Linked DNA regions of Mus musculus: region 2 is linked to region 1. The links are chromatin loops, found by intact Hi-C in ENCODE. Cell type or tissue: heart. All regions are shown on one strand. Links, peaks and the distances in the headings refer to the core of each region. The heading gives the core; the rest is flanking DNA. Region 1 holds the start of Sft2d2 (SFT2 domain containing 2). Region 2 overlaps Tada1 (transcriptional adaptor 1).

Region 1 (2,915 bases), core at 294-2,793:
GGGCCAAAAAGTGGGAGTGGGTGGGTAGGGGAGTGGGGGGGGGGAGGGTATGGGGGACTTTTGGGATAGCATTGGAAATGTAAATGAGGAAAATACCTAATAAAAATATTTTTAAAAATTCCTAACATTCATTCATATTCATATGGAAGATAAAGGTAAGAAGTATAGCTAATATTTAACACATGCTAATAAATTAAATTGCTAAATAATAATAGTAATAATAATAATAATAATAATGGAGTTGAAAGTTTATGCCTTTTGGAACTGCAATTTTGACAGAGGTGCTTTTTGTAATCCAGAGATGCTGGTGTTCTGTGCTTTAGCATCAGTATCATGAATCTTGTGAGTTCTGCCTAAACCTCCATGTAGAGACATTTAAGAACAATGTCACATGATCCAATATCCCTCAACCTTTGTGTGCTCTGTTATGAACACTACTGATCTGAGTGTCTCTTAACCACTGAGTCATCTCTCCAACCCGAGAGTTCTACATCTTGATCTAAAGACAGCAGGAGACTATGTACCACAGTAGGCAGAGCTTGAGCATAGGAGCCGTCAAAGCATAGGAGACCTTCCCCCACAGTGACACACTTCCTCTAACAAGGCCACAACTACTCCAACAAGACCACACCTCCTAGTAGTACCATTCCCTATGGGCCAAGTGTTTACACATGAGCCTGTGGGGGCCAGTTCTATCACCTCACCACAGGTGGCTGGAAAAGCCATCAGGCTAGGAGAGAACAAGGACAGCTTCTACTAAATGCTATTTAAATTCCCCTCTGCTCCAGACCTGTCTATACAGTCATGCTTGCTTTCCACAGTCACGTTTGGAAGCCATTGTGCTCACTCTACAGAGGAAATCAGCTGGGGACCAGAAAGGCTAAGGAGCTTCTAGCTCAAGGCCTCCTAAGTGGCAAATGACAGAGCTAGAGTGGATCTTTCAGGACACAGCCTTTGCACTGTGCTCTGATGTTTGACGTCTTACAGAGAGGTGTAAGGACTCACTGGAAAATGTGGCAGGTAAGAGGAGTCCCTGCAGAGGCAGCAGCAGCTGGTCTTATGTTTTTATGTTTTTATACAAGTGAAGAAGGACGCTGGAGACCTCACATGAAAATATGTGGGAGGTAAAGTGACCTAGGGGGTGTTTCTGAAGTTCCTCTGTGGTCTCCTTTCCCTTTTTTGGGAAGCAGGGACAGTGGTGGAAACTGAACCCAAAGCCTTGCATATGCTAGGCAAGCATTCTCTCACTGAGCTACACCTTGGTCTCAGTGCCTTTTCTGAACTAGTTTAATCTTAACATAGGTGTTCCAGATATCTCTGGCCACCAGTGTGCAAGGTGAGCAAATTTCTGTCCTGTCTGGAAGAGCCCATGACTTCATATGGATTCTGCTTCATAGCCTCAGTAGTGCTGCAGACTGATTGAAGTAAAGCATTTACCAAACACGAAAATATTGATTCTTCTCACCACTTGCCATCTGTTCAGGTGTTGCCCAAGTCATATCTCCCGAGCCATTTCCCCTAGGGATGACGTAGGAATTGCTGCTTTTAAGAATACACAGGGTTGTACTGCTCCAGCCTGTTGCACACTGATTTGTTCTACTTAACGTGGGAAATATATATTTTTATAGATCTGCGGTGTACAACCACCAGCGGATTAACTTCAGCATCCATGGGTAAGTTTGCGAAAGGCCTGCGTTGTTCCAGGCCCTGGCACATGGTGGTGCTGGGCGCTGGAACGAATCCGTGAAGCCCGGGCGCGCAGCCAGCTTCCGGGTTAGGTATCGCCTGGCCGACTTCACCCCGACTCTCTCGGCCCCGCCCCGGGTGACCCCAAGGAGCTCGTTCAGGGGGCGTGGCTGGCGCGGGGCATGCCGGGCGGGCAGGTGGGCAGGTGCCTGGGCGGGGCGCGCCGTGGTTGGCAGCGGGCGGAGGGGCGGCGGCTGCGCACCCCGAAGAGTGGTAGGCGGAGCGAACGCCAAAGGCGGCGGTCGGGACCCTGACATGGACAAGCTGAAGAAAGTTCTGAGCGGCCAGGACACCGAGGACCGCAGCGGTCTGTCCGAGGTGCGTGCACCGGGGGAGTTGGCATTTCTTGGACAGCTGCCCTGCTGTCCTCCGGCCCGCCGCGCCGAGCTCTGCCGGGACACAGCCACAGGTGGCAGCGCGAGCTTTGTGGAAGGCGTGGCTCCCGAACCCTCTCCAACCTTCCCTCCGAAGGGCTTGAGGCTCTGAAGCAAGACCTCAGAAATCTGTGGAGTGGGAGTGTGGATCCCGGGGCCTCCTGGAATCCGGGCCCCGAGCCCCATCCCAGCCGGACCGGCCAGGGAGAGAGAGCCCTTTGGAGTTGGGCGAGGCCGGCGGCCTTCGTGGAAGGATCCACCGCCGGATCGCGGACTAGTTTAGGTTGTGGGGTGTGAGAGCCAGACCTTATGCGTTCTGCTTTGTAATTGTAAAACTCCGTGAACGCCTGATAACAGGGACTTACCAGGTCTCCGAATCTCCAGGGCTACTTTCTAAACTATAGATTCTCACCACGCTCGGAGACTGCCAGTGTGTTTGTTTTGTTAGTAGGGCTTTGATGGCTCTGAAACTTGACCACAAAAGTCCTGTGCTCCAGAGCCACTCAGAATGTCATATTTTGGGTGCTTTGGAAGTTTGTTTACATTTCCTTTCTTGATTGAAGACAGAATTACGTTTTACTTGATGTATCCTTAGCCCCGGTTTCCCCTTCTGAGAAAGAAGGGTGTTGAACGAGATGCAATAGCCCCTTTTCCTTGGAAATTGGAGTTCCTCTTTAGTGTTTACTTGACTTTCTTGTGGTTTCCCCAACATTCTGCGCTCACTTCTGTGGTTGATTTTGTTCTGAGTTTTGTCTTTGCAAAAAAACAAAACAAAACACAACTGCATCTCAAAGA
Region 2 (2,915 bases), core at 102-2,601, 1.2 Mb before region 1:
GCAGACATCATAATTACTCACTTCAGTAGCAAGGGACAAGACAGAAACAGAAAAAACCATCTGCCATACCTGGGAATCTACACATTAAGGCAGCCAAAACTATACCACAAGACTATTAAAAGTAAGAAGTCAATCGTGGGCTAGAGAGGTGGCTCGGCCACAAAAGGCTAGGCGCTCAGCCAAAACTACAAAGAGGAAATCATACGCAAACAAACGATCATAAGTTCACACCCGTTACATGGGGATGAGTGAACCAGTCTTGCTATGCACAATAACCTAGATAGGCCTCACATTCATAACACTGCCTCAGCCTCCAAGAGCTGAGAGTACAGTGTGTACCTCCACGCCCAGCGCAGCCACTTACTGTACTCAGGGCTCATTTTTACACCTTGGTGGTCACAAAATGTACGCCCTTATGCTAAAAATACCAATGGTAACAACCGGAAGAGACAACATAGAACTATATTCAGAAAATCCAGAAGCTTACGTAAATTCTGAAAGTACAGATATACAATTAATGCTTCAATTATTATAAAGCCCAATGAATCAAATTATAGCTCTGACAAAGATCCCAAGCTAGTGTGACAGGACAGTAGCAGCTCATTACTGTTACTGTCTGCTTACACTCTGAAAGGCAGGATCCTTTGTAAAACTTCAGCATTCCTATAAAATTCCTGCCATCACTGGGAAATTTGCTCCTAGTCCCTTTGATTTTGCAGTGGAGACACTGAGCCATGTATAGATTATAAAACACTATTGGCATTTCCCATTTCCTAAGTACAAGGATGATCCAGAACATTTAAATCCGATCTGGCTCTAGAGATGACGAGGGTGAGCACTGAGTCTATATTACTGACAGGAAGCACACACAGGAAATCCTGGGATGAGAAAATTCTGGCAAACTTTTTTTCCTTCCTAGAACCATACATTCCAGAAGGTTTATAAGTGAAGTCAAACACTTCATAGTCTCTGTGCTAATCTCTGAGGGCTCAGAGCACAGCTGAATATTAAAAGAAGCCTACCAGAGTCTCCCAGGTGACCTACTGATCTGAGAGACAACTGAGGAGGGCCCATAAGCCCAGCTTCCAATAAGTGGAAATTCTGAACTGCTTCTGACATATATGTAAATGCTGACAAGAATACATTTATACTATTTTAAATATAATACTGAAAATAAATAATACTGTTTTAAATATGATATTTAAAGTCACAGCTACTGTGGGCTGCTGAAATGGCTCAGTGGTTAAGAGCACCGACTGCTTTTCCAGACGTCATGAGTTCAAATCCCAGCAACCACATGGTGGCTCACAACAATCTGTAATGAGAAACAAATAAAAAACCTATGGGCTGGAGCAAGCAGGGCCAGAGCAAGAGAGAGAAAGGGAAGGGGAAAAAAAAGAAAAAGAAAATCACAACTACTAGGCTGGAGTGATGGCTTAGTAGTTAAGGGTACTGGCTGCTCTTCAAGAGGTCCTGAGTTCAACTCCCACATGGTGGCTCATAACCATCTATAATGAGATCTGATGCTCTCTTCTGGTGTGCAGGCAGACAGAAGACTGTACATAATAAATAAATCTTTTTAAAAAAAAATTCACAGCTATGAGGCGGTACCTTTAGTCTCAGCACTTAGGAAGTAGAGACAGGCAGATTTCTGAGTTCAAGGCTAACCTAGTCTACAAAGCAAGTTCTAGGACAGCCAGGGCTATGCAAAGAAAACCTTTCTCCACCAAAGAAATTCACAGTTAGCTCTTAACCCCACAGTTGCTGGCATCTACTGGAGAATGACCTACATCAAATTTTTGACGAACAGAAGAAAGCTTTTTCTTGCCCTTGGGTTTTCCAGGCTTGGCTGCAGAGCCCCCTGTCCAGGGCAAAGATCCAGCACCCTCTATGAGAGAGAAAAACAACAGCCATGGTGAGAAGGATAATTACCAGAGTGGAAATGACAACAGCAATTATTGTTTCATCTGGGGATAATGAAAAGAAATAATGAAGCTCAAATTTGAATCATCTCTTTCTACTTCTCTACAAACAAAATTATAAATTCTCTCAAATAACATTATTTTCTGACTATAACTAAAATTATATTTTTAAGGAAAATAAACTTTTCGTGTGTGTGTGTGTGTGTGTGTGTGTGTGTGTTGTGTGTGTGTGTGTACACGTGCACAAGTGGAGGTCAGAGATCAACGCCAACGGGTCTCTCACCAAACTGAGGTAGCCAACAAGCTCCTCCCCTCTTTGCCTTCGCAGCAAAGAGATTATTGGTAGATCATTATAGGCAGATGCTGCCATGCCTGGCTTTGACAAAGCTTCTAAAGGATTAAACTCAGGTCTTCACACGTCTATTGTCCCAGGCCTATGCTTTTAATTAATTGGGAGTGGGGCATAGCCCAGGTTGATTAACTCAATACATGTATTTATTTCCTTTTCAAAACCTGGCTAAAAATAAAGGAAGGCAAATGCATACACCTACAAGAAATAAAGAAATGAAGTCTCAATAGGTTCCAAGATGGACTAACAAGGTAATGACTTACAAGTTTATCCATGGGAGCCGTAACCCAGCAAGGACCGGCAAAGGAGGCTTAACAGACAAGGAGTGAGGAGGGTTTGGTACGCTGAAAAATCATTATCAATACAAGGTGAATGTTCAAAACCCCCATGGGCTAGGTCTATTATGAAATACAAATGTGGCAGAGGAAGAATTAATCAAATACATTATATACATTATGAAATCCTACATTTTTAGAATATGGCCCTCTTTGTTTAAGAATTAAGAACAATAAGTCAGCCATGGTGAAGCAGCGAGCCATGTGCAGGCAGGCATCTGTGCAAAAGCAGCTCCCAGGCCCACAAAGCAGCTCTGCTCACTTCCAGCATGGAGAGCACACAACAGGGACATACAACAGATGAGCTCT

The links. A loop is a pair of places that touch in the nucleus more often than their neighbours do. Peaks named below come from ENCODE experiments on the same cell type or tissue, not always from the same donor. Only the 100,000 strongest peaks of a DNase experiment are listed, where the experiment ranks them.
Region 2: a loop joins it to region 1, with 8 times the contacts of the local background. A loop is called at or near these places in 2 of 42 quality-filtered maps.

The regions. Positions count from the first base shown.
Region 1 is chr1:165,193,389-165,196,303 of GRCm38, reverse strand. It overlaps Sft2d2 (SFT2 domain containing 2), which reads left to right and starts at 1,871. Exons shown (of 8, transcript NM_145512.4): 1 at 1,871-2,064. The coding sequence starts at 2,002. In heart, for the core only: a CTCF peak has its summit at 1,697; DNase peaks (open chromatin) are centred at 1,853 and 2,323; H3K4me3 peaks cover 1,696 bases; H3K27ac peaks cover 1,947 bases.
Region 2 is chr1:166,385,639-166,388,553 of GRCm38, reverse strand. It overlaps Tada1 (transcriptional adaptor 1), which reads right to left. Exons shown (of 8, transcript NM_030245.3): 4 at 1,791-1,888. Among named protein-coding and RNA genes, the nearest start is that of Tada1, 7.9 kb to the right of the region's middle. In heart, for the core only: no CTCF peak of the experiment used is centred there; no DNase peak of the experiment used is centred there.